Linked DNA regions of Mus musculus: region 1 is linked to region 2. The links are chromatin loops, found by intact Hi-C in ENCODE. Cell type or tissue: left cerebral cortex. All regions are shown on one strand. Each heading gives the region's core, and the rest is flanking DNA. Links, peaks and the distances in the headings are about the cores only. Region 1 overlaps Cdkl4 (cyclin-dependent kinase-like 4). Region 2 holds the start of Dhx57 (DEAH (Asp-Glu-Ala-Asp/His) box polypeptide 57).

Region 1 (16,157 bases), core at 3,380-11,379, 270 kb before region 2:
ATCCACTGTGGCTGCCAAAACTTTCTGCTGATGACTATCATAGGGAATAATCAACATGCCCGGCTGACATCTAAAATGTTGCAAACATTGTTGAATTCCCATCAACGCCAAATTTGCTACCGTAGTAGGATAATGTTCCACGGTCTTACCCATGGATATTCTTGGATGAATCCAGAGCAAAGGTCCTTCCTGCCAAACTAAGCCAGTGGGCTGCATTTCTGTTTGCAGTATCAAAAGATTGATGGGCACTCCCTCCTTACATCTCATTAATTGTGCTTTACTCGGCTCCTTTTCTACAATGGACAAGGCTTGTCTAGCCTCAGGGGTCAGACTCCTCACTGAATTTAAATCTGGATCTCCTTCCAATATCTTAAACAAGGGCTTTAATACAACATTAGGTATCTTTAGATATGGCTTAATCCAATTAATATCTCCCAATAATCTCTGAAAATCATTAAGAGTATGTAAAGTATCTAACCTTAACTGAACCTTTTGTGGCTGCACCCCAGTAAGAGAAATCTTGGCACCCAAATAGGAAACTACTTGATCTTGTTGAACCTTTCCAGGTGCTATATACAGCTTCCACCTTTGTAACTCTTTCACCAAGGCAGTATAGGCTGAATGAAGATATTCTTCTGTTTTTGCTGTCAAGAGGATATCATCCATATAATGCGTGCAACGCAATTTGGGAAAGGCTTTTCTAATTGGCTCTATGGCTTGACTAACATATAACTGGCACATGGTGGGACTATTAGCCATGCCTTGGGGCAACACAATCCACTCATATCTTCCATCGGGCTCCTCATGGTTACATGATGGAAGAGTAAAGGCAAAATGCTCACTATCCTGGGCACAAAGTGGAATAGAAAAGAAACAATCTTTAATATCTATCACTATAAGGGGCCAATCCTAGGGCAAAGCTGACAACAATGGCAAGCCTCTTTGTATGGATCCCATAACCTGCATCTGTGCATTGATGGCTCAAAGATCATGCAACAATCTCCATTTGCCTGACTTCTTTTTTATTACAAAAATAGGTGAGTTCCATGGTGAAACAGAGAGACAAATATGGCCTAATTGAAGTTGCTCTTCAATCAGACTTTTGGCTGCCTGTAATTTTTCCTTAGACAAGGGCCACTGAGGTACCCACACTGGGTCCCTCTTATTCCAGGTTATGGGAATGCCTTCCTCAGTGGCCCCTAGGAAAAACCCAGGCCTTCAGTATTAATTTTCTTCTTTTGTATTATGAGGGACTTTCTTCCTTGTAAATATTTCCCTAACCCATAGGAAGGGAGCCACCCCATATCCTGCATCAGATGTCGAGAAGTAGGTGAAGATTCATTGGTAAGTCTCAAGCCTAAATCTTTTAATAGATCTCTTCCCCATAAAGAAATGGGGAGCTCCAGCACGTAAGGCTGAATTTCCCCTGAATGGCCCTCAGCATCTTTCCATTTCAGATTCCATGCACTCATATCCGGAGCTTTTGCATACCCTAGGCCTCACAGCATCTGATTAGAACTTTGCACTGGCCATCCCTAGGGCCAATCCTTCTGTGCTATGATGCTGTGATCAGCTCCAGTATCTAGGAGCCCTAGGATGGCCTTGCCATCCACCTTCAACTCCAGAACTGGACGCTGGTCCATCTGGAGAGAGAGACATGTCAGGTCTACGTCCGAGGCACCAAACCCTCCTTTTCCTCTTTGTTTACCAGCGGAGGGGAAGCGCCCATGAAGGCTAGGTAAAAGGACAATTTGAGCTACTCAATCCCCAGGGGAGATGTACACAATACCTCGTGGTGATGAGACCATAACCATAACTACCCCTTGATAATCAGGGTCAATAACTCCTGGATGGACAATGAGCCCACGTAAGGCAGACGAGGAGCGGCCAAATAACAATCCTACAGTGTCCTCTTGTAGAGGACCTTTAAAATCTGTCTCAATCACCTGTGTGCCCATCTGGGGAGTCAATACGATTCTGGTGGTAGAGCAGAGGTCCAATCCTGCTAAACCTTCAGTGGCTTTCCGCGGTTGCGGGGATGTCTCAGTGTTGGCCGGGTCTCCTCCGCCCCCTGGGAGTTGTCCACTGCCCCATATATTTGCGGGCCCTGGGAGCGAGGGCCCCGCTGTCCTTTTCTTGGCCGCGCACCTCCATATCCAGGAGTAAGAGGCTGGCCATGGATGTCTTTGACTGATCTGCATTCACTAGCCCAGTGATTCCCTTTCCTGCACTTTGGACACAACCCAGGGGGGGCGAGTTCTGCTTCCCCCAGAGCCCCTTTCTTTTTCAGGGCAATTCCTCTTCAAGTGTCCATGCTTGCCACACCTAAAGCAAGCTCCGGGAGGCACATCCCTCTTCCTCTTTTGCAACTGCATGACAGCTGCGGCAAGACCAGCGTTGGTCAATGGCCCACCAAGCTCTTGGCAAACCTTCATCCATGCCTCGATACCCTTGCTTTTTAAAGGCGTAATGGCAGCCCTACACTCTCGGGTACATTGTTCATAAACCAACTGCCTTATCAAGGGCATTACTTCGAAATCTAGAGGCTCATGATATCTCTGCCCTGCTTGGTCAGTGAAAATAGGACATCCCAGCAAGGAGGATCTAACCTCTCTCCAAACCTCCGGACAGAAGGTCCACCCATAGGCTGCTGCTGAGGAGGCATAGGGAGGGTGCTCCGAAGCTAATTTGTCTTCCTCCTCCACCTCGGCTCTTTTGTTTTGTCCTTTCTGTCCACCAGATGGCACTGTGTGTCCTTTCTTATTCTTACTTCCCTTTTCCTTCAACTTCTCCTTTTTTAGCTCAGTCAAGTCAGGGTACAATTTGGTTTTCTCCACACTCTTTGCTAACCGCTCCAGTTCCTCTTCTGTTTCACTTTCTGAGCTGCTTGACAATGTCTCAACCTTCTCAGATTTTAATGACCTCTCCTCTTTCAACTGCTCCAGAACTTGCTGGCTAGCTTCTAGCGCCTTGCAACAGCGTTCATCATCCAAACAGCTCCTTACCATCTTCCACACTGCCCTCATGCCTCCCTTCAATATCCCCTGCTCCCAGGCAACATCTAAGTCCCTACCTAGCTTCTCCCAGCTAGCGACTGTGAGGTTGCCTGAGACGGCGAACCAAGGCGCGATGGCATCACACTCATCAAGAAACTTTTCTGTGGTTTTTCTTTGAATTTTTAAACCTCTGGACTTAAGGAGCTCCTGAAGAGCTGAAGAAATCGGATGTGATGAGGACGCTCCCATGGTTTCACTTTTACTTTGTGCCTGCTTCCTGGCAACTTTATATTCACCTCTGTTTTATCTGAGGTCCTTCCCAAAATTCCTGGGGTCGTAAGTTTCACTTACCGTGAACTTACCGTGCCGGCAAACACTGACTGCTGAAAGTTCTGAACTCTTTGGTGGGGAAGTCGGTTCTCTGTACGGGCCACCATTTGTCGCATCCACCCTCGACCAGCAAGAACCACACGACCACCAGTTCTTCTATCAGCAGTTTATTCAGCCATTTTCAGTCTTCATCTCCCTCGAACCCCGGGCCTCTCACTCTTATATACTCTCAGCCCCCATCCACTCACGGCAGGCCACGTCACCTCACCAGGTACATGGCTTCAGCCAATCAGGGCGGCAGGGGCACGTCTCCACCGAATATGGACTTGTTTACACCACCAGCTCTGCATCTGGCAGGCGCCATCTTTAAGGTGCAGCTCGGGCAGCCTAAAGGGGAGGCTACAGCCTCCTACAGGAACTTAGTGATTGGCAGGTGTACTTACCTGGATAGAGTCTGTTTGATCCACGAGAGGTCGATCTGAGTGGGTTTCCTGGAGATTGTAAGTTTACAGGAGAGATAAGTATGTTAACTGCATGAAGAGTCTTTTAGATGAGCCCAGGAAGACAAAAGCCCTTCATGGAACAGAAATCATAATGAGAAACAATTTTAAGTTTACATTTAAAAGACAAAGGAAACTTAAAACCTTGATAATAGATGATCATATAGATTTAAGAAATACCTTAAATCTATAATGAGAAGATAGCCAAAGGAAATCTATATTTGTGTAACTATGATAGCTGATAGTTTAGATGTAGCACAAGAAACATTTTAAGTTTATAGTTAAAAGACAATCAAAGGAAACTTAAAATTTGAACCTGTGATTATAAAAGTTGGATCATATACTGGAATGTTTTATTAGAGTTAGGCTAATTTATAAGAACTCTATTAATGTTAGGACAGTGGCATAACAAGGGAAAGGAATTCGAAACAGTCCCTGGAAGCTGAGTTTAGGTAAGGAAGTAACAGAAGGTTATGTCTGTGAAAGCTCGCATCTGAACTTGTGTATCCTTTATCATCAAGTCCATGAGTTAGGCAAATCTGTCTAACCAGCTAATAGGGTGGTGGATCACCCTGGGGGAAGGAGCTAGAGGTCTGTTTCTAACTGTCAAGCTGCAGTTAGCTTAGCCGTCAATGTAGTTAGGAGTCTGGGAAGAATACTTTACAATCTAGATGCCCTTAATTAAAATGACAGAGGTTGGTTAATGTCCACTATCTAAGCAGTTCCCAGGCCCCTGTGGTCTCCATAGCAACTTGAGTCAGTCTGACTCTCAGGCCCAGAAGATGAGAGGCTTTTCCCGTGGAGTAGGAATGTGGGAGAAGTGACTCACCTTGTCTTAGCCGGTAGGAGACATTTAGCTCTCTGGGTGTCCGCTGTTCGTCCATGGTGTAGGCCAAGCCCTGGCAGCAGAAAGGCAATGGAGCAGTGTTACTCAGTGGTTATCATACCACAATCCAGGTAGAATCTTGTCGCTGTGCCTGTATCTTCTTGGAGACCTTGGCGGGTAAACTGTCAGGATTTGGGGGGAAGGGGCTCTTCTATCATATTGAGCTTAGACATTTAATGTTTCATTTAGCAGATTTCTGACAAGATTGAGAGCCTAGTATCTATTAAGCATGTCTGAGTTAGACAAGGAATGGTAACCGTTAGCTCTTCTACCAAGACCTAAACAGAGCAGTTCTTTAAATTTTGTTATGCCATTGTACTGGCTGGTTTTGTGTCAACTTGACACAGCTGGAGTTATCACAGAGAAAGGAGCTTCAGTTGAGGAAATGCCTCCATGAGATCCAGCTGTAAGGCATTTTCTCAATTAGTGATCAAGGGTAAAAGGTCCCTTGTGGGTGGGACCATCTCTGGGCTGGTGGTCTTGGTACTATAAGAGAGCAGGCTGAGCAAGCCAGGGGAAGCAAGCCAGTAAAGAACATCCCTCCATGGCCTCTGCATCAGCTCCTGCTTCCTGACCTGCTTGAGTTCCAGTCCTGACTTCCTTTGGTGATGAACAGCAGTATGGAAGTGTAAGCTGAATAAACCCTTTCCTCCCCAATTTGCTTCTTGGTCATGATGTTTGTGCAGGAATAGAAACCCTGACTAAGACAGCCATGAATTAACTCAGAGGCAGGGCAGGCAGTGTGGTGATTTCAGATGTGCAGTGTGGAACCCAGAAGACCGATTGTAATTCTGCACTTGCTTCACTGCGTTTCAATTTTCTTACCTGTACAACTGGATCAAGCAGCCCTAGCATACTATATGTAAATAAGCACTGCTGTTTCAGGGTGAGCTCCTACAGTTATTAGATTATACATACAAGATTCCACTGGGTAAAGAGGTGGACTTTCTGAGGCTCATTACAAACTTTTATAATGTTAATTCCTACCCTGATTTGATTAATCATTTTGGTATTATTTCTCATCGAATGTTTAATCTAGCCACAATTATAAACATAAAACAGTGCAAAAAAATAATAAAAATGAGATCTAGTATTTTCTAAGAAGTCCTGTGGATATGGAACGACTGCAGGGAAATTAGAAAATTTGACCTTTTTGTTGTATTATAATTTGTTTGTTTAGGGGTGGTCTAAGAATTGGTCACCCTAATACAAATAAAAGCTAAGAACAAGAGTGCCTTGCCAGGTGGTGGCAGTGCACAGGAGGCAGAGGCAGGTGGAGGTCTGAGTTCAAGGCCAGTCTGGTCTACAGAGCAAGTTTCAGGACAACTAGGGCTACACAGAGAAACTGTCTCAAAAAACCAAATAAACAAAATGAAAGAAAGAGAGAGAGAAAGAAAGAAAGAAAGAAAGAAAGAAAGAAAGAGAGAAAGAGAGAAAGAAAAGAAAGAGAAAGAGAGAAGAAAGAGAAAGGATAACCGTGCCTTGACCAGCAGGATGGAACAGATTATAAAGGCACTTGCCAGGCAAGTTTTACAACCTTGGTCACATCCTCAGGACCACGTGGTAAGAAAGGACCGGTACACACAAGCTGTCCTCTGACTACCACACTCTAGCTGTCACACACACACACACACACACACACACACACAATCTCACATCCGTTCCAAATTTACCGCCTTCTACACAGACATATACACCTCAGATTTATATCATATCCATACACATCTCATATATCTCATATACACAACAACAACAACAACAACAACCAGAATAAATGGAATCCAAACATTTTAAGGAAATAGTGTCCTGAGAAAAGCCGCCTTGTTCAGCGACCATGGTTTTCCCTCTCCTCTCCACCAGGTGGGGACGTTGAGCTTTGTAGTCTGCCTTGTTGCGCAATTCTTCCCCTTCACGGTGGGGTTCCGGTGAGCTAGCTAAGAAGGCAAACACCTTCCTTATTCAAGGGTATGAAAGTCCAGCCCCCTTAGCTGCATTTTACAGCCCTGTATTTTAATCATTTACTCCAGGTAATAAAAACAATAAATCGGACAAGGCTTGGTTGTGTTAACTAAATGTGGTCAGCACAGAGCCACTGTCAGAAATGACCCCAGAAGACTAGAGAGCTGTGCTAACAAAATACCATTGAGAGTTCACTTCTACTGCACACAAAAAAGCAAACATTAAAGTGTGGAAATAAACCTTGGGCCACCCAGGCAAACCATCCTGTATCCGCTTGATTAAGAAAAGTCGTTCTTATTTTCCAGGTGCAACGCTGAACTTCAAGTCGACCGGTACACTAAAATTAAGTCGCTGTAACTAAAATGGAAAAGTATGAAAAGCTAGCTAAGATCGGAGAAGGGTCTTATGGCGTTGTATTCAAGTGCAGAAACAAATCTTCTGGACAAGTAGTAGCGATCAAAAAATTCGTGGAATCTGAAGATGATCGTGTCGTTAGGAAAATAGCCCTGCGGGAAATCCGTATGCTGAAGGTAGGTCCGTCCCGCTCTGCAGGCGGCATCTGCACTCTGAAGATGCTGCGTGAGGCAGGCACACTAAAACGAGTGAGAAGAGACAGGGTTTCTCTGTGCAGCCGTGGCTGTCCTGGAACTCACTCTGTAGAGCAGGCTGGCCTCGAACTCAGAAATCCGCCTGCCTCTGCCCCCCAAGTGCTGGGATTAAAGGCGTGCGCCACCACTGCCAGGCGACAAGTCCGACTTAACTCCTGGGGTTCAGCCACTTTGGGAAGCATTGTTGGACTTTGGCTTCTGACTTTAACTGGATGTGTGAGTAGGGGGTTAAAACATGGAAGCATTGGCCTTCAGTACACCACATCCTGATTTGGAAACATCCACCCAAGTGTCCTGACCCCACTATTTACCAGATGCCTGCCTTGTCTTCTGGACATTGCCCCCACACACTTTTCCAACCAACCAGCAGAACTACAGGAGCACTTCCCTTCCCGGCAGAGAGGGGGCCCCCAGTACCGGTGGAGGTATCAACAGGACCTGCCTGTGCCTAAGAATCACCCAGCCACCTTCATGGTTTTTACATTGTTTCCTTTTGTTGCCATTGTCTTTGATGGAACTCCATGTAGAAGTTTCATGTGTTCCCAATGGAAATGTTTGCCCAGCCTAAAAATCCTTACATTTTTTAAAAGAACTTTCAGGCCTGGGGTGTGCTTCTCCAATGCGAACATCCGTGGAACCCCTAAATCTACTGAAATACAGAGTTTAGAGGTAGAGGGATCTGGGATGGGTTCCAAAGTGTCTCATTTTTAACAAGCTCCCAGGGGTGGAGACACCACTAATGGGTGAACACACGTTCATTAGCAAGACCCTACAGTTTGAAGAGCACACAGTCACTTTCTAAGTATCTCATATTATTTTTAATGGACTTTCGGCTTGTAAATGTGAAGAACAATTAGATTGTTTCTACTTTTCAAGTATCATATGCATAAGTTTTCCCCATCAGTTGCAGTTTTATTTAAAATAGAATTTGATTTAAAAAAAAAAAAAAAGTTCGATCTTAATACTTGGTCGGCAGAGGGCGCTAGTGACATTGTTGGGTCCGGCGGACATTGTTGGGCAAAGCTGCAGGATCTAAGACCAAAAAAAGCTGCTAACTTAACCTTCTCCCGCGCCCTCTCTGGTCTTTAGATAAATCTAATACTTAGATTATTGCTTGCAGGTTTACCTTCTAATTTAAAACAGCCCAAATCTAAGGGTGAACCTAAGACGCAAAGTAGCCCAAGCTTCGTCCCCTCCGCCAGGCTCAGAACCTTCTTTCCTGCCTCTTGCTGTTGCTCCCTTGCTAGCTGGGAACACATCCTCCTTTATGTTCCTCACACTCTCCTCCTATTTAACTTGGATTGGCCTTTCCTTCACACTACCCTTTACACCCCAGGCAACCACAGCACCGGCTAAGTCAAGGTCATTTGCTAAGGAGCTGTGAATCGCTGGCCGGCCCCTGGACAGTTTGGCCAGGTTACACTCGGGCACCGCGTGGAGCTGCAGCGTCTGGAAATCCCTTGTCCACCTGGCAGGGAAACGGTCCAGCTTCCAACCCGTGGTTTTGCTAGAGCTCTCTTGCAGCGCGTGTCTTGTGAAAGTACCCCTGTCGCCCTTTGACCTTCGGCTCTTTCAGTCCTGGACATACACAGAATGCAGATTGACCCGGGGCTCTGGACACATTTCCTTCCTAGTTAGAATAGATTCTCATTTCCCCAACTATTGGGCAGCAGCTGTCAGGTGATTTTGTTGTTGTTGTTGTGTGTAGGAAAATTGATCTGTTTGCTAGATATACAAGGGAAAGGAGTTACAAACAGGTGAGGTCATATGTCCTGGTTTTTGCCCTAGCTTCCCATGTAGCTAATACCCCACCACTCTCAGAGGTGAGCTACTGTGAACCCTAAACTATCTGGTCTCTCTCGGCAGAGGCAGAGTAGCCATGTTAGCTAGCTTGACTACAGCTGTTCTGGTTTCTGCCTGTTACACTGACTTCTACACTAAGATTTTTTAGTAACCCAGGGGATAGGTTATCAAACTTCATTAGCATTTTACTTTTGGTTTACAATATTGAACAAGGGGCTGGGGAAATGGCTCAGCAGCTAAGAGAGGACCTGGGTTTAGTTCCACAACTATCTAAAGTCTAATTCCAGGTGATCTGATGCCTTCTGACCTCTCTGGGCACCAGGCACATACATACATACATACATACATACATACATGCAAAACATTTATTCATATAAAACATTTAAAATATATATATGGATATAATATTATATTGCACAGAAAAACGAAAAAGAAAGAAGAAAATATAAAAGACTGCTTTCTGAACCATTTCCACATGTCAATAGAAGCCACAAATAAAACCTCCGTACATCAGAGCAAGCAGCAGCCTCAACCAGAGGACAGAGCCCAGTGAAAAGCATATCTAAATGCATGAGCCTGGGAGAGTCCTAAGATAAGAGGTGCAACAGAAACTTAGGGGCTGAGAGCGGACACTAGAAACCAGACTGCACTCCAGTCCAAGCCACCACTGACATAAGTCGATGGTAAGGGGACTGGGGAGATGGGCTCAGCTTAAGAACTCACGCTGCTCTTGCAGACCACCCTTTGCTCCCCAGCACCCAGACAGGGTGGCCCACAACTCCTCTAACTCTAGCTCCAGGGGATCTGGTGCCCTCTTCTGGACACTGCGGGCACTCACATGTGTGTGCACATGCACATACAACATACAATTAAAAATAAAATAAGCCTGTTTTTTTTTTTTTGGCCATGATAATGTGTAAAGTATGTAAACACTGATCATTTTATAGCCTTTTGCATAATGACTCAGTCCTTCATTTACGTTATACATTGTGTGTTCCTAGTTCTTGTACACTGCACGGTGCCTACACATGAACACGTTGCTTACACTTGGCCCTCACCAGGGGGATTTAAACAGTTTAGCTACTATCACTACTTACTTGTTACAGATCTTCAATTCATTCCACATTGAAGCTGATGGCTCGAAGAACGAGCAATTGATCTTAAACACCATAACAAAATTCTGTATGAGAGAATGGAGAAACCGCTCAGCCAGTAAAAGCCCCTGCTGTACAAACCTCAGGGGCCCCAGTTCAGATCCTCAGCACCTATGTCAAACACTGTGCTAAATGGCATGTGTCTGCAACCCCTGGTCTGGAAGGCAGAGGCAGGAGGATTCCTAGGACTTGCTGGACCCCGCCCATCTCACTGAGTTGGTAGGAGCCACATGTCAGTGAGAGACCTTGTCTCAAAGATTAAAGGGAGAGCAGAGACAAGATTGCTCAGCAGGTAGATGCTTGCAGCCAAATCTGACAATCTGAGTTCAATGCCCGGGACTTAAGTGATAGAAGGAACCAGTCCCCGCAAGTTGTCATCTGACCCTCACACAGGTGACATTGCACATCCATGAGTGTGCATATGCCCATGCACTCAGACACACATATATTAATTAATTAGTAATAAAATGTTAAAGGGGAGAGCAATTAAGAACACCTGATTAGCCGGGCATGGTAGCGCACGCCTTTAATCCCAGCACTCGGGAGGCAGAGGCAGGCGGATTTCTGAGTTCGAGGCCAGCCTGGTCTACAGAGTGAGTTCCAGGACAGCCAGGGCTACACAGAGAAACCCTGTCTCAGAAAAAGAAAAAAAAAAAAAAGGAACACCTGATGTCAACCTCTAGGCTCCATACACACATGCACACACACACATATGTGCACCCTCGCACATATGCACATACGCCAACACACAATAAAAGAAAAAAAAAAACCCTTCTGCCCAGGAGCTAGAATGATAAAGGGGCGTGTCCTCCTAGCATCAGAGCATATCTGGGACAGCTGTGAACGGAACCGCATCACTAACCTGTGCACTTCACTTCTTCTGCAGCAGTTGAAACACCCAAACCTCGTGAACCTCATCGAGGTGTTCAGAAGAAAGAGAAAGATGCATCTAGTTTTTGAGTACTGTGATCACACACTGTTAAACGAGCTGGAGAGAAACCCAAACGGGTAAGTGATCCAGAACCTGGAGTTCTTTGGCCAGTTCTCTTTCATTCTGTGTGTAGCCCCAAAAGGATCCCAGCCCCAGCCTCCCAGCCCCACCCCAACCCCCGCTACCAACCCCCAGCTTCACGTAGGATGTGCTCAAAGGGTAATGGCTTTTAACCTAAAGTGTAAGCAGAAGAAACAGGAAGCCAGTATAAACCCCAGTGTAGCTTGGTGGGAAAGCATACACAGGGTGGTCTGACCTCAAGGAGCGACCATAATTCAGTGCGAGGAAATCCAATCATATGGCCCACCAGCAAGTCAACACGTAAGAGCACCCACTGGGGCTGGAGCGGCAGCTCTCTGGTCAAGAACAGCAAGTCCTGCTCTTGCAGAGGCCCCAGGTTCGGTTCCCAGCACCCATGTGGTGGCTCACAGCCATCTGTCACTCCGGTTCCGGGGGATCTGGTGCCCTTTGCTGGCCTTCCTGCATACGTTGCAGACATACATGTAGGTGAACAGTCAGACACAATAAATAATAAATAACTCTTTAAAAGAGACAACTACAGGGGCTGAAGAGATGGCTCAGCAGTTAAGAGCACTGACTGCTCTTCCAGAGGTCCTGAGTTCCAGTCCCAGCAACCACATGGTGGCTCACAACCATCTGTGATGGGATCTGATGCCCTCTTCTGGTGTGCATGAGGACAGTGACAGTGTACTCGTATAAAATAAATAAGTAAGTCTTTTTAAAGAACGCAACTACATATCTGACTGAAATGATTAAAAGATTTTATTGAAATGAGCATGTTTCTAGATGGAAATACCTACTATGAGAGTATAAACATGTTGTCTCATCGGGTTTTTTTTTTGTAGCACAGAATTCTAACTAGAGCACAAATCGGATATTTTTTAAACTTGAAAAGTGAGAGCCAAGAAATTTCTTAAAGAAGGAAGGAAAAAACAGGGTTTAAATACAGAAGTTTTGGCAATTGCTTTCTTTAAAAAATAAAGCCATGACTAAAACTGAAAAAGAATTTCAATAAACTATTATCACCATTAATAATTTTTCAAATAGTGTAAGATGAGTGCTGTGGTATACCAGAGGCTGAGACGGGATGATTGCAAGTTGGCGATTAACCTGAGCAACTTAGTCAAGACCCGGTCTCAAATATATTCGAAAGGGTTAGGGGTGTAGCTCAGTGGTACAGAGGTTGCCTGGCGTGTGCAAGGCACAGGGGTTCCATCTGAAGCCACCACAAACAAAATAGGTATGCAGGCCTCTCCACCTAGACAGGGTGTAACTAGGTAGATCATTTGGCAGTGAGTATGAACATTTAGAAAGCTGTTGTCACACTTAAACGCAAAACTCCACTTAGAAAAGATATACAGCAAGGTATTTTTCCCATAAGGGCAAAATTATACATATTCTGAAAGATATTTAGAGCAGAGAAGATTGGGAGTGACCTGATTTTCCAGTAGTAAACAACTGCTGAGCTGAGACATGGCTGTCCCTCGACAAGTCCATCCCTACCTCCTTTTGGCAGTTTATTTTCTTTCCTTTAACCCCGTGGAAAGCGCACGCCCTTAACCTCAGTGCTGGGAAAGTAGTCAGCAGATCCCGGAAGCTGGCACTTTAGCTACTGTAGCTAAACCAGGGAGTTCCCGGTCTAATGAGAAACCCTGTCTCACAATAACAATAGGTTTGGAGAGATGATTCCGCTATTTAGAACACGTACAGCTCTTCCAGATCTGAGTTGGATTCCCAGGTATTCACGACAGGTGGTTCATCACTGACTATGACAACAGTTCCAGGGAATTTGACACCTCTAGCCTCCAAGGGTACACTTGAATTTACACACACACACACACATACACACATGCACACCTGAAAAATTAAAGTTATTTTGTTAAAATTGAAATAGAAAATATTGAAAATAAAATAAATCATTAAAAGTAATAATTAGGTGGATAGAAGAAGATCCCAAGAAACCAACCTCTGGAATTCAACACACACGTACACACATGTATGCACATACAGAAATACCTATACATGCATCTCTTTCACACACACACATGCACGCACAAACACACAGCACACACACGTATGCACATACCCAAATACCTATACATGCATCTCTCTCTCCCCCTCTCCCTCTCCCTCTCTCTCTCTCTCTCTCCCTCTCCCTCTCCCTCTCCCTCTCCCCCTCTCTCTCTCTTGCACACGTGCACGCGAGCACACACACACATACACACACGCGCGCGCGAATTTGTAAGGTCAGAGTCATCTTCAGGTGACTAAAATAGCAGTTTCTGAGCTGGGTAGCTCGAGACACCTGGATTTTAGCTTCAAGCTTTTCGCTGTTGCTTTTAGTATTTGTCTCTACACTCTCCCGAAGGATAATACCTAAACACCACGTATCCACCGATTTCTACAGAGGGCGCTATTTCACTCTATAATGCTTTGAAAACTGCTGCCTGCGGCAGAACAGCATTGGCGTGCTCTCTCTCCGGTCTGGACGTGGCGTGTCTATCTACGGTCACTACAGTTCCATCTCCTCTGTAAGATCAATGTGATTCATCCCTAACGCATATCATCCTCCCAGCAGTGGACCCTGCCTCCTGGGCATCTGAGCCAAGTGAGCAGAACCATGCCGCCCCAGTAAGAAAGCTTTGCGTATCCTATTGACGACCGATACTCCCATTGAACTAGCTCTGCTTGGTTTCTCGTTAACAACGTTAGCAGTCAGGGTTCTGAAACATTTCTGACCCCTCATACCTGCCTTGTTTCCTAGGTCTCCTCACCTGGAGTCTCCGAGTACCTATCCAGAATCCTATGTCTGTTGATATAGTAGCCTAGTGCTGGCGCCTGTTCCCTGAAGGTGGAAGCCACCCCTCCCCCCACTACTCTCGCCGGCTCTGTTGTCTGGGTTGCTCAATCGATTGTTGCTCAATCGATTGGCTTCCTAGTCCATTTCTCCACATTTACCTCCTAGCACTGTATCACTTCTTGCTTGATTCTTTCGAGGGCTTTGGCTTTAGAGCCGGGTCCAGGTTCTGGAAGGTTCTGTGGGACTCTACCTTGTTTCTGCCTAAATTCCCCACACTCCTGGTTCTTTGTCAACCCAGAGCATCTTCTACCTTTGGGACCTCTGGTCACTGTGCCTGGGATGTGGTCATGTCTACTGGCTTCATCTGACCTCAGACCTTCATCTCTTGAACACAAGTGGAGGTTAGGCGGAAGTGTTTGGGTGGTAGCTTTCTCAGTGAATTTAGGGTGTTTTTCCATTTTCACACAGGAGAAAATGGAAGCTTCCACAACTCTCTGAGGTTATAAAAGTGGAAAGTAGCATAGTGGGGTCTGAAGTTGAATATTCTGCCTCTTAGTGCCCAGGGTGGCTATGGTCACCCTTCCACTTTATAAAAGAGAAAAGCTGTCACTGCAGGTTTGACTAGGAAAGGGTGGACATGGACAAAATCATAACAAAATGCAGTTCGGGAAACAGGAATGGATATTTCATACAGAAAAGAATTTGTGCTAAGAATTAGGTCTCTCGTAATATTCACAATTAGGAGTGGAGGTAAAGGGTGCCACCGTGTACCTAACTGTCAAGGGCAATGCTACATAATCAGGCCCTAAGATGAGGAACTGCTCTGAGAGAAATCCCCCGTGCCCCTTCCCCCCCTCCCCCGCTCCTCCCCACACACACATACATCCATTTTTCTGAATAGAGCAGCCTCCCATGCCAGCACCTAGGTCCTGGAGCCATAACTGATGATGTGAGTTCAAGTCCAGGGATCCACAGGATGGAAGCAGAAGGCTCACTCTCTCAAGTTGTCTCCATGACTAAACTATCCATTTAAAATTTAAATATACAAATTAAACCTTTGGGTCTCTAGTTTCCGAAAACAACAGTCCCATGTACATCAGCAGAACTGAAAAGATCTGCAGGGTCTGTAACAGAGCAGGACTGAGCAGGCAACTGCTAAGACAGTAGAGACCAGCACTAGCCACCTGATTAAACACAGTAGCCACAAAGAAAAAAGTCTAAGTGTGTGTGTGTGGGGGGGGGGAAGTTGAGGATAATTAGGAACATGTTATCTAAATGATTTGATGTGTGTGCATACAGATGTGTGTGTATACATATATGTGAAATTGTATAAGAAAAATAATTATAAAAACAAAAAAGGGGGCTGGTGAGATGGCTCAGTGGGTAAGAGCACCCGACTGCTCTTCCTAAGGTCCATAGTTCAAATCCCAGCAACCACATGGTGGCTCACAACTATCCATAACGAGATCTGACGCCCTCTTCTGGTGTGTCTGAAGACAGCTACAGTGTACTTACATATAATAAATAAATAAATCTTTTTTTTAAAAAAAAGCTGCAAATGAGAAGAAAAAGAAGGGAAGGAAGGAAGGAGAGAGAAGAAAGAAAAAGAAAGAAAGAAAGAAAGAAAGAAAGAAAGAAAGAAAGAAAGAAAACATCCAGAAATGATAATGGATAGAGAAGGGCTGGGAAAACGACTTAGCAGTTAAACACTTGACATAGGAGCATGTGGATCAGGGTTTGAATCACTAGAAACCCGTGTAATTACCACAACCCACCTGTAATTCCAGCATTAAAAGGCAGAGATGGGATCCCCCGAGCAAGCTGGCTAGCAAGACTAGCCGTATCAAAGAACCTTGGTTTGATAGACAGACTGTCTCATGGTAAAAACAACCAAAGATGATTCCTGGCACTAACCTTGAACCACCTTATGTATGTACACACTTATACGCACACACTTGTGTACACACACACACACACACACACACGCAAAGCCACGCATACACACCCCATAAAAAATGAATAAGGAAACGGGAGAAAAGACGTGAAACGGAAATACACTCAGGAGGAAGTGTAGCACCCAGTAATCACATGAATATCGATTTAACTTGA
Region 2 (16,157 bases), core at 4,746-12,745:
GATTGGTTTCTGTCTAACTAGGAACTTGTCACAATTTCCTTTCATAGAGGACTTCATAAGAGATTTTTTTCTACTTCTATCATGTTTAATGTTTCAAATAGATTTTAAAAACTGGTTGAGTACATATTACTTTTAGCTTTAGAAGATATCATGTATATTTAAGAGGAATTTAACTATTATAAATTATTTACATGACTTAAAAAAATGTCAATACTGAGTTGTATATTTTAAATAAATTTTATTAGCCTAATAAAAAAAAGAATTATTGTACCATCAACAGAGGGGGAGGGTTGGAGAAATGGCTCAATGGTTAAGAGCACTGACTGCTCTTCCAGAGGTCCTGAGTTCCATTCCCAACAACCACATGGTGGCTCACAACCATCTGTAATAGGATCCAATGCACTTTTCTGGTGTGTGTCTGAAGACAGTTACACATATAAATAAAAATAAATATTTTTAAAAAGAAGAAGAAGAAGTTGAAATAGATGTAAGGAGAAAATCAGGGCACTGCCCACATGCTGACCTTGGGCACACGGGCACACACACACACACACACACACACACACACACACCATGAGAACACATATACATGGACACACATTTAAGCAAATAGATGTAAAAAGAGAAAACAATGGACCAGGTGTAGTTACATATGCTTTTAGGCAGTGGATCTCTGTGACTTCAAGGCAGGCCTGGTCTACATGACAGATGTAGATGGGAAGATGGTTCAAAGATTAAGAGCACAGGTTGTTCTTGCAGAGGACTCAGGTTCGAATCACACCACCATTTGTGCCTCCATCCCAGTGGATCCAACACCAACCTCTGACCTCCACAGGAACTTCATGAATTTCATAGTGCACAGAGGTTCATTCAGGTAAAAAAAATTCATATATATATAAAGTAAGATAAAAAATTTAAAAGTTCCAGTTTAGCCAGGAATACATGTGATACCTGGTTTCAAAAGAAAAGAAAAATAAATAAGAAAGGCAGAGGAAGGGAGGAGAGAAAAGAAACAAGAAAAAAAAATATAATCAAATTAAAACCTGGACTAAGAACCTGAGTAGATGTTTTTCCAAAAAAAAGATACGAAAGGCCCCACGAGCTTGCAAACCTCAGTTCACAAAGCTCTGGGGAGGAAAAACCACAACCACAGCACGCTACCACCGTGTACATGTCAGCGTGGCTAGCAGCAACACTATTCCATATGCTAACAAAACTAAAACCAAACCAACCACACAGGACTGCTGTAAGTAAAGCTGGCACACAGAAGGTGGAGAGAGGACAATCGTGAGTTGAGGACAGCCTGGGTTATACATACAGTCGAGTGCCAAGCAGTCTTAGGCGGATCAACCAATTACTACCACGGTCAACAAGAAGAAAGACAATGTCATTAAGGATCTGCAAAAAGTCGAAGCCTCACATGATGTGAGTAGAAACACACTCACACGATGGAAAACCAGCATGGAGGGCCCTCAGAGACAAAAACAGACCTACTGTGTGATCCAGCACTCCTACTGGGTACTTATGCACATGAGTTGAAATCAGCATCTCTAACAGAAAATTCCAGTGAACATTTCTATGTTCACTGCAGCACAGTTCACAATAGCCAAGCTTAGATTGTCCAGCTTAGAGAAATACATATAATGTATACATATAATCTATACATATAGTGGAATACTGCTCAGCTTTTTATGAAGGGATTTTTGTAATATAACACAGCTGACCACTCAGGATATTATAAGAAGGGCCAGTCAAATGTTGCATCATTTCTATAAGGCATGTAAAATGTTCACGTTCGCCGGGCGTGGTGATGCACGCCTTTGATCCCAGCACTCGGGAGGCAGAGGCAGGCGGATTTCTGAGTTCGAGGCCAGCCTGGTCTACAGAGTGAGTTCCAGGACAGCCAGGGCTATACAGAGAAACCCTGTCTCAAAACAAACAAACAACAAAAAAAAGCCAACAACAACAAAAAAAAATGTTCACGTTCGTGGAACCAAAGACTAGATAGCGGTTGAAGCAGGAAATGTCAGTACTAATCTCTGTGTTGGGGGTCAGTCGGTCAAGCATAAATTCTGGGGACAAGCTGTACTACATGGCAGCTACAGTCAGCAACAATGTACTGCATTTAAGTTCTTGTTCAAAAGACAGCTTTCATGTTAAGTTTTACCACAACTGTAAACCAATCCAGTGGGGACCAACTGATTGCATAACTATAAAGGGTATCTCATGAAAAATGTTTTTCTTCCAAAATAAACCTGAAGGCACAAGCCGGAGGGAGGGGCTGACAAAAGTTGAGGTGCAGAGTTAGATAGTGACTTAGCCACCATTCGGACCGTACTGCTCCAATTTTAAAACATACATAAACTCTGAATTGATTCACACAATTTATTTAAAGTCATTTCCTAATGAAGATACAATTCAAGAGTCGGGGAAATGCCTTAGTGGGCAAAGTGCTTTCCCTGCAAATGTGAAGACCCTGATTCCCTCTCCAGGCGCGCTGGTACGTGCCTAACCTCCGTGCTCAGCTGGGGGTGAGCAGAGATGGGCGTTTCCTGGGGGCCACTGGCCAGCCAAATTAGCAGAAACAGTGAGCTCCAGGTTCACTGAGGAACAAATGAGGTGAAAAGATTGAATCTAGTGACCAAACACCTTTAATCCTAGCACTTGGTAAGAAGAAACAGGTAGATCTTTGTGAGTTTGAGGACAACCTGGTCTACACAGTGAGTTTTAGGCCAACCATGGCCATATAGTAAGACCATGTCTTTAAAAAAAAAAAAAAGTGAAAAGTGATTGAAAAGGACTTTTTTTTTCTTTTTCAAGATGTGTAGCCATGGCTGTCCTGCAACTCAGGAGATCTGCCTGCCTCTCCTGAGTGCTGAGATTAAAAGCATGTTCTAGCCTGAAAAAGGCATTTTATTATCAACTTCTGCCTTCCACATGTACCTGCATGAACAAGTACTCACACACAGACACACACACACACATGCATACAAGCACATGTGCACACACATGCACATAAACACACATGAGCTCACACACATACAATACATAATTCAAAAAGGTGTGGGTGCATGACAACTTTATTGGACTTACGGAAGAGGGCAGGTCACTTTAGCAGAAGGTTCAGTTGCTTTGCCTAAGGGGGGTTGCAGAGGCCACATCTCAGCGTTAAGGCAGCAGGTCTACATGTAGAGCTTTAGTTTCAGGCCGGGGGCAGCTGTGAAGTGGAAGTTACCACACCACTGCAGGCCTTGGGTGTCAGTGTATTCTCCCTCACCTTCTACCCTGCAAAAGTGAGAAGTGAGCTTGCTCGTTAGTCAGGACTGGTCATTCACAGTCTATGTGGATTCACAGACTACGTGGACTGCTATGCTGCGCTGCCTGTCTAGGGCTCTTTACCTTTCCATGTCACTTCCTATTAATCACCAGCGTTCTGCTTTCATACACTAGGAAGACACACTATTTCAAACACACACTGTCTAGATACAAATATTGGTGCTCATGGATTCAGCGTCAAATAAACTTAACTTTATATAAAACCAAGCAATCGGCTGAAACTTGAAACTTGTGTATTGGTTATCTGGATCGACTCAAACATTCATTTACTTAACAAATATTTCTTGGTCATCAGCTCCGTTTGAGGTGCTGTGCTTGGGTAGTGTTCTTTTGATCCCACTGTAGTGGTGGAAACACACTCACATATGAATAGGCTGTATCCCATAGGTTATCTTTTCCTCTCTTTATTAATATAAGTGAAAATGGTTTATGTGTCCTTGTTACAAAAATGGAGTCCTAGAAATGTATCACACTGACTGTATAACAATTAGATAGCATTTTCATTCTAGATTGTGAAAGGGATATTTATAAATAAATTTATTTTCCTTTTGAGGCAGGGTCTCCTGTAGTTCAGGTTGGCCTCAAACTTTTCGTGTAGCCAGGGGTGCCACTGAACTTCGGGCCTCCTACCCTTAACTCTCAGGGGCTAGGATTACAGGCATGAGCTGCGTGCTATGCCCGATTCTATGCGATGTAGGGTTTGAACCTAAGGTTTCATGTACACTAGACAAGCACTCTCAACTCAGCTGCATCCCCAGCCTCATAGTGACCTTTGGGCGGCTTGATATGGAGTAAGATCCAGCTTATAAAACTATGCTTATGCTTCATTCCCTTTTATATTTTCTGCAACCGTGTGCTCAGAAAGGGCAATAGTACGTGCATTTCTAGTTTTAGCATTCTCTAATTCAGGTCAGGATGAATTAACCACAGGAATTATTTTAGGTGAAAATTATTCTTGGACTAAATTTGTTCAAGAATCACACATTTTTCCACTCACCCTACACTAACAGAGACCACAGAGGCTGGGGTAGAAGCTTAATAGTCAGCCAGGCATGGTGGTGTGTACCTTTTTTGTTTTTGTTTTTTTTTTTTTTTTGGTCTTTTGAGACAGGGTTTCTCTGTGTAGCCTTGGCTGTCCTGGAACTCACTCTGTAGACCAGGCTGGCCTCGAACTCAGAAATCCACCTGCCTCTGCCTCCTGAGTGCTGGGATCAAAGGCGTGCACCACCACGCCCAGCGGTGGTGTGTACCTTTAATCCTAGCACTGGGAGGCATGAGGCAGGCGGATTTCTGAGTTCAAGGCAAGCCCAATCTACAGGGTGAGTTCAGGGACAGCCAGGGCTACACAGAGAAAGTCTAATCATCTTTACCAAAAATGATATTGCACTTTGGAAGGCTATAATGGTTACAGCCTCTCCTCTTACATTCCTCAGCCATTTATGGAGATCAAATATGCCATAAAGACTATTTAGCACTAATTAAATACACTACTTAACAAGCATGACTGAAGAGAATCTTTTAGAACTGTAATTATTCTTAAAATGTAACGTTACCTATTTTCATTGAAATTTCCAGTGTACTTTGCCCCAGTTGGGAATGTGTAAGTCCCCAGTCCATGAAACATGTTGTCCTTAAACTGTCCTTCATACACAGCGCCCGAAAAATGTTCAAGTCTTCCAAAGCCATTCATCTGATTGTGAGAAAGGAAATGCTCAGAACCCCGCCTACACTGCACCCACAAGCTTCTTAGGAACATCCTCATTAACTTTGTATCGCTTCCTGTTTCCACAAAGAGCAGACATGTCTATCCTTATCCCCCCCACTCCTCCCCCCCCCTCCCCCTCCTGTCTTTCTGAATCTGGGCTATCTGAACAGATGAGGGACCAAGGTGGTGATAATTAGAATCCTCAAGACACCAAAGTTCATCAGAAGTCTTAAAAAGCAACTGGTGTAGTCACTTCAGAAAACATTACACTGTCTTTGTGAATTTGGGGTATGCCAATGGCTCAGTAGGAAAAGTGTCTACTGCATAACATGAGGACCAGAGGTTAGATAAAAGGCTGGCGTGAGGCTGACTAGAAGGCTTGGGGAGCAAGAGTGACCCCAGAGACTCCTGCTGTGGATGGAGAGAGCCCTCTCCTGTAGGCCGTGGCACTCACACCTAATAGATATGATGATCTCTTAAATGTAGACCTAGGTATACATTCCCATGTTATCACCCACCATCTGTATAAGGAACCCGAGTCTGATTTATCTCATCCATAAAAAGGAGTTTTAATGGTACCTTTCTCATGAGGTTGTCAAGAAGATTAAATGGAAAAAAAATAATGTTTGGCTTTACTCAATGAATGGAAGCTGAGAAAGATAATAATATTACGTCTATTGATGAGATTAATATTATATGTAGAATAATAGACACTAAAACCATTTATCTTCATTACAGAATCTAGTTTGAACACAGGTCTTGCAACATAGCCCAGGAATCCGGGATCCTCATGCCTTAGCCTCCTACATAACCAGATTACAGCTGTGAGTCAATAAACTCCCTTTAATCAATGCACTTCTGACTGGTAATGAAATGCTTGGATCATTTACCCAGTACGAGAATTAAGGATGATAAGGATACCTTGTCATCTTTCCAGCTTCCTGTGTAGACAATCCCGTTCGGCGTGGTGTGCGTGCCTGTCCCGTTTCTCTCACAGATCCCAGAGGTAGTTCTTGTGCAGTCGCCATCTAGCGAGGAAGAAGCCCGCAGCTGTGACCCTGAGCTCTGAAATGGGGCTGGGGGCTTAGGTGGGTGGAACAGTTATGCTGAAGCCAACTCACAACTGCCCTGCACCCCAGTGGTGGGCTTTGGTTGGCCTTCGCTTTTCTGGCTTTCTAGGACTAAAACTAAAAGTCAGAGTGGATGACAGACACCACAGATTTTTAAGGTATCCTATCTAGGTATAATGGTTTTGATTTAAATGTCTATTCATCTGTTAGGATGTCTGCTACTTACATGGGATAATATACCAATAAAAGTGGATATTAGCTAAAAAAAAAAAATACAGGATACCCAGGATACAATCCACAGAACTCAAAAAGGTTAACAAGCCAAAGGGCCCAAGTGAGGATGCCTCAATTGGGAGGGAGAAGAAAGCAATCACAGAAGGAAGGAGGGAGGGAAGGACCTGGGTGAGAAAGGGGACAGGGAGGGGAAAGAGGGGAACATGATAAGCTATTGTGTGGGAGGAACAGGACTGAAGCCCTGAGGACCAGCAGAAGGGATGGGAACAGGCAACCTCTGGAGGTAGGAGATGGGGGACCCTCCAGAATGCACCAGAGACCTGGGAGGTGAAAGACTCTCAGGAAGCAAATGAAATGTTCTACAGTGGGGAGAGGGAACTTGTAGAACCCACCTCCAGGAGAAAGACAGAGCATCAAGTGAGGGTTGAGGTTACCATGCCACTGTCAAAACTGACCCATAATTGTTCCTGTCTGAAAGAACTGCAGGGACAAAAAATGGAGAAAAGCCTGAAAAAAAGGAGGTCCAAATTGGGATCCAGCTCAAGAGGAGGCCCCAAGGCCTGACACTATTACTGAGGCTATGGTGTGCTCACAAAAAGAGGCCTATCACAACTGCCCTCCAAAAGACCCAACAAGCAGCTGAAAAAGTCAGATGCAGATATTTGCACCCAACCAATGGACAGAAGCTGCTGACCCCTGTGGTTGAATTAAGGAAAAACTGGAAGAAGCTGAGGGGGAGGGTGACCCTGTAGGAGGACCAGCAATCTCAATTAACCTGAACCCTCAAGATCTCTCAGACACTGGACCACCAACCAGGCAGCATACACCAGCTGACATGAGGCCCCCAACACACATACAGCAGAGGACTGCCGGGTCTGAACTCAGTCAGAGAAGATGCACCTAACCCTCTAGAGACTGGCTGGCCCTAGGGAGTGGGGCGTTATGTTGAAGTGGGGTGTTTGTGTGTGGGTTGGGGACATCCACATGGAGATGGGGATGGGGGTTATGGGGGGCTATGGAACAGTCAGAGGGTGGACCAGGATGGGAACTGTAAAAAAAGATAAAATAAATTTAAAAAACAGGAGCATTGACTTGGGAGGTTACAGTTGATATGGGATAACTTTAGCTTGTCTTATTTTACCACTGGAAATATAATGTATGGGTAAAATAGTTCATAGCTCAGAAAGTTGTTTTTTCTCTGTACTTTAGGGCAAGTTTTAGTAGAAAAAGACAACAGAAAGTTGGACTCAAGATGTAAAATCAGGTAGACACGGCTCCTTCTTGGGAACAGTAGCATGTTTTGGAAACATGGAGTTGAAATGACTGCTGTCGTGAGAGTATACATGAGGTATTCCTGGCATTGTCACTAGTGGCCCTGCACAATGACAGCAGCTCAGCCTTCCTGTGTATATACTACTATAAATGTCATTTCAAAGCTTTGTTTCTGATGCATATTTGTTTTAGTTGTTATCATTGTTGTCTGTTGTTTGGTTGGGTTTTTGCAACATCATTGAGGGGAATTAACTATATGATCTGAACGTGTGAATTATGGGAAATTAGCTAGACAGCTTTCAGAGAAATAAGAAAGAGGAGAGTACTAGGTATTTAAAATAGCATCTATAATCGTAGAAACAACAAACATAGGAATTGGGTTATGATAGTGTTTTACAAGATAGCATTACTAGAAAGAAAAGTACTGTGATATTTCTAGAGAAAAATTTGAAAACTTTCAATTAAATTTTTCATAGAATTGAAAAAAAAAGGTTTTATAAAACAAATTTCCTATATGAAAAGATAATTAAGATGCATGCTTACCGTATGTGTCTCCATTTGGAAATATAAATTTGATCTTATATACTTCTGACGAAGCTTTAAGAGATTGAGGGAAATAAAGGTAAGTTTAAATAGTTTAATATCATGAGACCCACAGCACATGTGCTTTCAGCAGGATTCCGGTAAATTCTCTTCACACAGACACACTGGCATTTCTACTGGCTGGTGCAGAGTCCTGAGGAAATAAATTATCTTCCCTAGATGGCCTATTTTAATTTATTTTGTATGATTTTATTAGTACAAAGTTAACTTTTTTTTTTCAGTCAGGCAGTAGTGGATGCTTTAACAATGCTTATCAGATTACGAAATCTGCTCACAGTGCCCACTGCAGCTATGCTGTGCTCTCCCGGAGGCACGAGCGTCTTCTTTGGGTAGAAACAGATTCTACCTCAATGTCTCATTCTTACTTTTGACTAAAAGGATGAACCTATGTAGGCCATGCAGGCTAGTGTCCAACTCTGTAGATGGCCCCTCTGCAAAGTCTGTCTGACTTCTTCTCATCCTTAAACTCCTCTGGTTCCAGGACTAGGGGTCTTAGTAAAGCAATGCTTATGTGTAGTTAGTCACCTACACTAAAATAGGGACCATAGATCGATGAAATGTCCTCCCACCACCTGACTCGGTATTGAGTACAAACAGAAAATGCTTATCTAGGGAATGAATGGCTCTTGAGACAGAATCATTAAACGCCTACTAAGCAGGACACTACTAAACACAACTGATCATACAGGAAATGAAGCAGTCCTCAACCGCTCTTCAGATTTCCACGTTTGATGAGCATAGTCTTGTACGGCTTTATCTCGGGGAAATGTTTCCCCTTTTTGGTTTTCAGGGTTTTTTTTTTTTTGGTTTTGTTTGTTTGTTTGTTGTTTCGTGAGAGTGTAATACTTTGAACACTACTGAAAGGAATTCCTATCTAAAAGAGTGCACTTCTTTTACAGAGCTATGTCACACCAGCATTTGGCCCTCTGCTGAAAAAAGTAAAAAGAAGTCTCAAATGCCTTTTTCGCCCTCTAGTGTTACAAATGTGGGGGCAGCACTGTATCATGTGAGTGTAAAATATCTCCTACCTGCTGCATGATATGAATTGGTAGCTTTATCAAAGATGGTTCCAATATTACTCAGGATGTCTTCTTTACAGATGATTTAAAAGCTAATTATATGTCTATAATATACATACATATATATAATATACATATAATTATATATGTACAATACACACACATGTATGTATATGTGTATACTTATATACATATATATATTGTGCTGGTACCCTAATGGTCACAGACCTGTGCTGTTTCTAGTTGTTTGGTGGTGTTTTTCTGTTTGTTTGTTTTTAAGGCGAGGCTAGACGTCTACAATTTTGTTCAGATGACTACAGGACCTGAAAAAGCTGTTGTTATTACTGATGCATAACATACTATTATTGCTCTTTATACATATACATAGATATATATACATATATAAAAATATATACACATATATAAATATATACACATATAAACATATACCTATATTTAAAATAATATTAATATATTATATGTTAATATATATTATATAATATATTAAATATGTATATATATTAAACACACGTTTAATTTTTGAAAACTGTACTTGTGTTTTCAACCATGTTGAGTTGTCATTGTACCAAAATCAGCAGCCATATTAGTCTAGAAACATCAAGCTAATTTCTTTTCCATTTGTACAGGCTTACTTCACTGTATTACATAGGTAAAACCTTATCTGTGTGAGTTCGATTACAGAAACTAATATTCTCTAAATAAGGGGGTGACGTTTCCACATTCAAATTTCTGGATTATGTGAGTTAGCAGGAACCTCTGCCATTGATCTGGCACCGTAAAGGAAACAAATCCGGAGTGATAGGCACAGCGAACCCACAGACTCGGGGGCCCACGCTGTATCTCCGGATCCCCCGACGCCGGGCTGTCGGTGCCCCTCCACCCCAGAGTGGATGCTGCGGCTGGCTCCGGGTCCATCAGCTCCCGAGAGGAAGCGCACTCACTTGATGGAGACGTGAAGGACAGGCTTTCGCGACTCTGCGATTCCCCTAGGCTCGCCAGCTCGGCAGGCTGGAGGGAGCTGGGCTCTAGGACAGAGCGGGCCTCGGTTGCTGGGGCGACCGGGCGACCTCTCACCCGGAAGCAAAAGTGCAAGAAGCCAATCAGAAGACACCTGGGCGGGGCGGCTGCTGCGGGTGAGGTCCAAGAGGGAAGCTGAACCCAGCCCGGACCCCGACCCTGGGTGCCGCCTCCTGAGCTCCGCAGCCAGCAACGCTACGAGCCAGGTACGGCCTGACGTGGCATGTGCGGGGCCGCGCGGGTTCGGGGTTGCCAGGCCCGCCTGCCGCCTCCCCTCTCTAGTGATCACATCCGAGGACCATGCAGCCCCTATGGTCCTGCCTGTCAGCCCAGGGGCAGTGAACCTGGACCTGCAGAATCCTGGGGAACCCCGGGATCTGCAGTCGAGGTCGTCCACACCCACGGCTCCGAGCAAGGTTGAAAAGGAGGGGCGCCAGCCCCATTTCCTGTCTGTGGCTCGGTGGCGACCCGAGGGGCTGTTTGGGGAAAGGGTTGGAGAAGATGGATGTTGAAGAAAGGAACCTTGCATGACTAGGTATCTGAATGGAGCTGGGGGAATGTATAGTGGTCAGAGGTTTGCCTGGGAGGCAAGCGGTGTGGGTTCAGTTTTCATCACCTCAGCTTGACGATGCTGTACGTGGGAGCCAAACTTGGGTGTGAAACAAAGGATCCTTTTAGAGCCAAACTTGGATCCAGTGTCTATGGTAAAGAAAGATGAAATCTTAGCAGGCTACATAGATAGTGGGATTCCTCCCTGCGGACTAGATAACCTAATTTGTATTCTACAGAAAACGTCTGGGGAATGTGATATCGGATGCCGCTATAATCGGTAAATCTTGGTTCAGATTTTTGCGTGAAAATTACAGCTCAAGTTGAAAATGTAACCTTTTCTGGGTTGGTGTGAGGCAACTTGTTTTAAGTCAGTACAGAATCTTCTTGCCTTTTTTTTTTCCTCAGCCATTTCTCAATGTATGAATTGACCCCAGCTGGGTGGTTTGGGTGGTAAGATGTTTGATGTTTTCCTTTCTTCCTACGTAAAAAAAACAAAAAGACAAAAACCCGATATGCAGCTGGGCGTGGTAGTGCACGCCTTTGGAAACAGAGGCAGATGGATCTCTGTAAGTTTGAAGCCAACCTGGTCTACAAAGCGAGTTCCAGGGCAGCCAGTGCTATTTACACAGAGAAACCCTGTCTGGAAAGACATAAAGGTGGGGGGAGGGGGGTGGGAGAATGCGATTATTGAAAATTCAGTTTGTGCCATTCCTTCAGTCACATGTTAATCATTTCATGTCATTATGGTTTTGTGAGTGTATGTATATACTGCTGTCCTTTGGAGAGCTCGTGGTTGGGGCTCAGGATGTCTTGCCTAGTGGGGATCTAGGGTTAGAGAGTAGTTAAAATAATTGAGGGGTGTTGTTTGTTAGTTTGTTTTTGTTTTCTAAGACAGTTTCTCTGTGTAGCCCTGGCTGGCTTGGAACTCACTCTGTGGACCAGGCTGGCTTCCAACTCACAGATCCACCTGCCTCTAAAGGTGTCTGCCACCACTGCTTGGCAAGTTTTACACTTTAAATTGAAAGAGGACATTATTTGTGTTTTTGTTTGGTTTCTCTATGGTGTTTGGCCACTTGTGGGGAGGGGGGGTCCCACTCACCTAGGAGAAACTGTCTTTCCTGATTCTAGCTAATGACCCACCCACCAGGGAATCTGCCATTCGTATAAAAACTAACCAGTCTTGGATTCAAATCTCAAACCACCACCTTTATCTACCACTCACAATGCAGCTAATACTGAAGTCAGGTACCACAGCAAAGAAGAATCAGTTACCAAAACATTTGTTGAAAGCTTTACTTAAACACACACACACACACACACACACACACACACACACACACGGCATTCCACCAAAGCCAGAGTAGCCTATTTAGTATAAATGTTCTGCTCTGTTTACACAAACCAACAGTAAAACTTCTGAGGAGCTAGCATTCTATCTCAAAGTCTCCCTGACACAGGCACTTCCTCCTGCCCCTCATAGCCACAGCCAATGGAGTTTCGATGTAAACACCCTATGTCTTCCTCCCCACCATTTTTAAGACACTGCATTTCTTTTCTCTAACCTGAACGACTGTAATAGTTGCCCAACTGAAACTATTATTTCCTTCTGTGCACTCTGGCCTCATCCCAGCACCTGGCCCAGGGCGCTAATTGATGTTCCGAGCTTGAAACCTTCGCATCTGTCATTGCTGCTGCTTGGATGTTCTCTTCACAAGTATTTCATGGCTCACTTTCTCCACCTATTCATATATCCACTCATAGGTTATTGAGTGAGGCATTCAGCAACTACTCTGTAATAGCCTTGTTCTCTTAAATAATTTTTTTTGTTAGAACCTTTTTATCTTTTTTTTTCCATTTTTTATTAGGTATTTAGCTCATTTACATTTCCAATGCTATACCAAAATTCCCCCATACCCACCCACCCCCACTCCCCTACCCACCCACTTCCCCTTTTTGGCCCTGGCATTCCCCTGTACTGGGGCATATAAAGTTTGCGTGTCCAATGGGCCTCTCTTTCCAGTGATGGCCGACTAGGCCATCTTTTGATACATATGCAGCTAGAGTCAAGAGCTCCGGGGTACTGGTTAGTTCATAATGTTGTTCCACCTATAGGGTTGCAGATCCCTTTAGCTCCTTGGGTTCTTTCTCTAGCTCCTCCATTGGGAGCCCTGTGATCCATCCATTAGCTGACTGTGAGCATCCACTTCTGTGTTTGCTAGGCCCCGGCATAGTCTCACAAGAGACAGCTACATCTGGGTCCTTTCGATAAAATCTTGCTGGTGTATGCAATGGCGTCAGCGTTTGGATGCTGATTACGGGATGGATCTCTGGATATGGCAGTCTCTACATGGTCCATCCTTTCATCTCAGCTCCAAACTTTGTCTCTGTAACTCCTTCCATGGGTGTTTTGTTCCCAATTCTAAGGAGGGGCATAGTGTCCACACTTCAGTCTTCATTCTTCTTGAGTTTCATGTGTTTAGCAAATTGTATCTTATATCTTGGGAATCCTAGGTTTGGGGCTAATATCCACTTATCAGTGAGTACATATTGTGTGAGTTCCTTTGTGAATGTGTTACCTCACTCAGGATGATGCCCTCCAGGTCCATCCATTTGTCTAGGAATTTCATAAATTCATTCTTTTTAATAGCTGAGTAGTACTCCATTGTGTAGATGTACCACATTTTCTGTATCCATTCCTCTGTTGAGGGGCTTAAATCATTTTTATATTTTTTGAAATAATAATTTCATCTCCCCTGCATCCTTTTCCTCCCTCCAACCCTCCTTTGTACCTCCCTCGCTTTCTCTTGTATCCATGGTCTCCTTTTATGAGTGTTACATACGTACATGTGTGTGTGTGTGTGTGTGTGTGTGTATATATATATATATATATATATATATGTATATATATATACAGACATATACACACACATATATACATATATGTGTGTATATATGTATATATATATATATATATATATATATATATATATATATATACTCCTAAACACATAAATAGCCTGCTCAGTCTGTATAATGCTGTTTGTATGTATATGATCCTAGAGCTGACCACTTGGTTTTGAATAAACAGTTGAGTGGCTCTTCCCTGAGGAAAACCCTTTCTCCCATTCTCAGCATTCTATAACTGCATATAGTTCCTCATCTATCTAGGTTTGAGGCTCTGAGCTTTCCCCTTTCTATGTTAGCATTCCATTGGTGTCCTTGTTCAGATCTTACCTAGGCAAACGTATTGATGAGCCTTCTCAGGTAGCCTCTTTGACATCTCTTGGAGACAGACCAGTCTCACAGTAAACTTCCAGTTCCTCTCACTCTCACAATCCCTTTGGTTTTTTTTGTTTGTTTGTTTGTTTGTTTTTTTCCATTTTTTATTAGGTATTTAGCTCATTTACATTTCCAATGCTATACCAAAAGTCCCCCATACCCACCCACCCCCACTCCCCTACCCACCCACTTCCCCTTTTTGGCCCTGGCGTTCCCCTGTACTGGGGCATATAAAGTTTGCGTGTCCAATGGGCCTCTCTTTCCAGTGATGGCCGACTAGGCCATCTTTTGATACATATGCAGCTAGAGTCAAGAGCTCCGGGGTACTGGTTAGTTCATAATGTTGTTCCACCTATAGGGTTGCAGATCCCTTTAGCTCCTTGGGTTCTTTCTCTAGCTCCTCCATTGGGAGCCCTGTGATCCATCCATTAGCTGACTGTGAGCATCCACTTCTGTGTTTGCTAGGCCCCGGCATAGTCTCACAAGAGACAGCTACATCTGGGTCCTTTCGATAAAATCTTGCTAGTGTATGCAATGGTGTCAGCGTTTGGATGCTGATTATGGGGTGGATCCCTGGATATGGCAGTCTCTACATGGTCCATCCTTTCATCTCAGCTCCAAACTTTGTCTCTGTAACTCCTTCCATGGGTGTTTTGTTCCCAATTCTAAGGAGGGGCATAGTGTCCACACTTCAGTCTTCATTCTTCTTGAGTTTCATGTGTTTAGCAAATTGTATCTTATATCTTGGGTATCCTAGGTTTGGGGCTAATATCCACTTATCAGTGAGTACATATTGTGTGAGTTCCTTTGTGAATGTGTTACCTCACTCAGGATGATGCCCTCCAGGTCCATCCATTTTGCTAGGAATTTCATAAATTCATTCTTTTTAATAGCTGAGTAGTACTCCATTGTGTAGATGTACCACATTTTCTGTATCCATTCCTCTGTTGAGGGGCATCTGGGTTCTTTCCAGCTTCTGGCTATTATAAATAAGGCTGCTATGAACATAGTGGAGCATGTGTCCTTCTTACCAGTTGGGGCATCTTCTGGATATATGCCCAGGAGAGGTATTGCTGGATCCTTCGGTAGTACTATGTCCAATTTTCTGAGGAACCGCCAGACGGATTTCCAGAGTGGTTGTACAAGCCTGCAATCCCACCAACAATGGAGGAGTGTTCCTCTTTCTCCACATCCACGCCAGCATCTGCTGTCACCTGAATTTTTGATCTTAGCCATTCTGACTGGTGTGAGGTGGAATCTCAGGGTTGTTTTGATTTGCATTTCCCTGATGATTAAGGATGTTGAACATTTTTTCAGGTGCTTCTCTGCCATTCGGTATTCCTCAGGTGAGAATTCTTTGTTCAGTTCTGAGCCCCATTCTTTAATGGGGTTATTTGATTTTCTGAAGTCCACCTTTGTAATGTCCCTGATCTAAGGTTCAGCAGTTGTGTTTGTGGGTGAGTCATTTGGGACTAGACACCACACAATCTCTGTTCTCAGCGTTTTGATCAGTTGTGAATTTCTGCAGTGGTCGGGTCTGTTGTACAGAGAGGTTTCTTTGATGAGGGGTGAGAACTGATAGATTTCAGAGCTCAAAGTAGAGTGACAGGCGGCAGAAAGGGACCAGAGGCTGACCTCAGCAGGTGAAACCGTTCATTTCAAACCTCAAAGACAGACACTCTTTCACAAGAAAGGGGTGCCTGTTGGAGGAAAGGGAATACTTGGAGTCTCGAGAGAGGCTTGGGACTGAGGAAGTTAATGTAGCCCCAGGGATCTACGTATGAGCCTCTCCTTCCTGGTATTGTTGGCTCAGTGGAGTCAGCCTATCTTGGGGGGCTGGCTGTCTCAGCAAATCATTTCCTTTCTGTGGCTCATTGATAATGGCTTGAACAAGGTTAGCTGTAACCTCAGATGCATTCTGCTTTTACAACCAAGGCACTCTATCCAGAACTACACTTTTAACCTGTGGCTATGAGTATTTGCAGTGTAGTTAGCAGTTGTATTAATTGAGTAAAGTAGCAGCTGTAAGTTCTGCTCTGAGGTCCGTGA

Evidence for each region. Peaks named below come from ENCODE experiments on the same cell type or tissue, not always from the same donor. Only the 100,000 strongest peaks of a DNase experiment are listed, where the experiment ranks them.
Region 1: a loop joins it to region 2, with 3 times the contacts of the local background. A loop is called at or near these places in 27 of 42 quality-filtered maps.

Annotation. Positions count from the first base shown.
Region 1 is chr17:80,551,394-80,567,550 of GRCm38, reverse strand. It overlaps Cdkl4 (cyclin-dependent kinase-like 4), which reads left to right. Exons shown (of 10, transcript NM_001360143.1): 2 at 6,977-7,201; 3 at 11,123-11,244. The coding sequence starts at 7,034. Among named protein-coding and RNA genes, the nearest start is that of Cdkl4, 18 kb to the left of the region's middle. In left cerebral cortex, for the core only: CTCF peaks have their summits at 6,557, 8,260 (motif pointing right) and 9,907 (motif pointing left); DNase peaks (open chromatin) are centred at 3,621, 6,593 and 8,296; H3K4me3 peaks cover 251 bases.
Region 2 is chr17:80,284,382-80,300,538 of GRCm38, reverse strand. Dhx57 (DEAH (Asp-Glu-Ala-Asp/His) box polypeptide 57) reads left to right here and starts at 10,063. Exons shown (of 24, transcript NM_001163759.1): 1 at 10,063-10,483. It overlaps Morn2 (MORN repeat containing 2), which reads right to left and starts at 10,327. Exons shown (of 5, transcript NM_194269.2): 1 at 10,202-10,327; 2 at 8,161-8,214; 3 at 5,963-6,069; 4 at 4,890-5,026; 5 at 3,063-3,285. The coding sequence starts at 5,026. The coding sequence ends at 3,183. In left cerebral cortex, for the core only: a CTCF peak has its summit at 9,198 (motif pointing left); DNase peaks (open chromatin) are centred at 9,193, 10,339, 10,842 and 11,372; H3K4me3 peaks cover 2,458 bases; H3K27ac peaks cover 1,226 bases.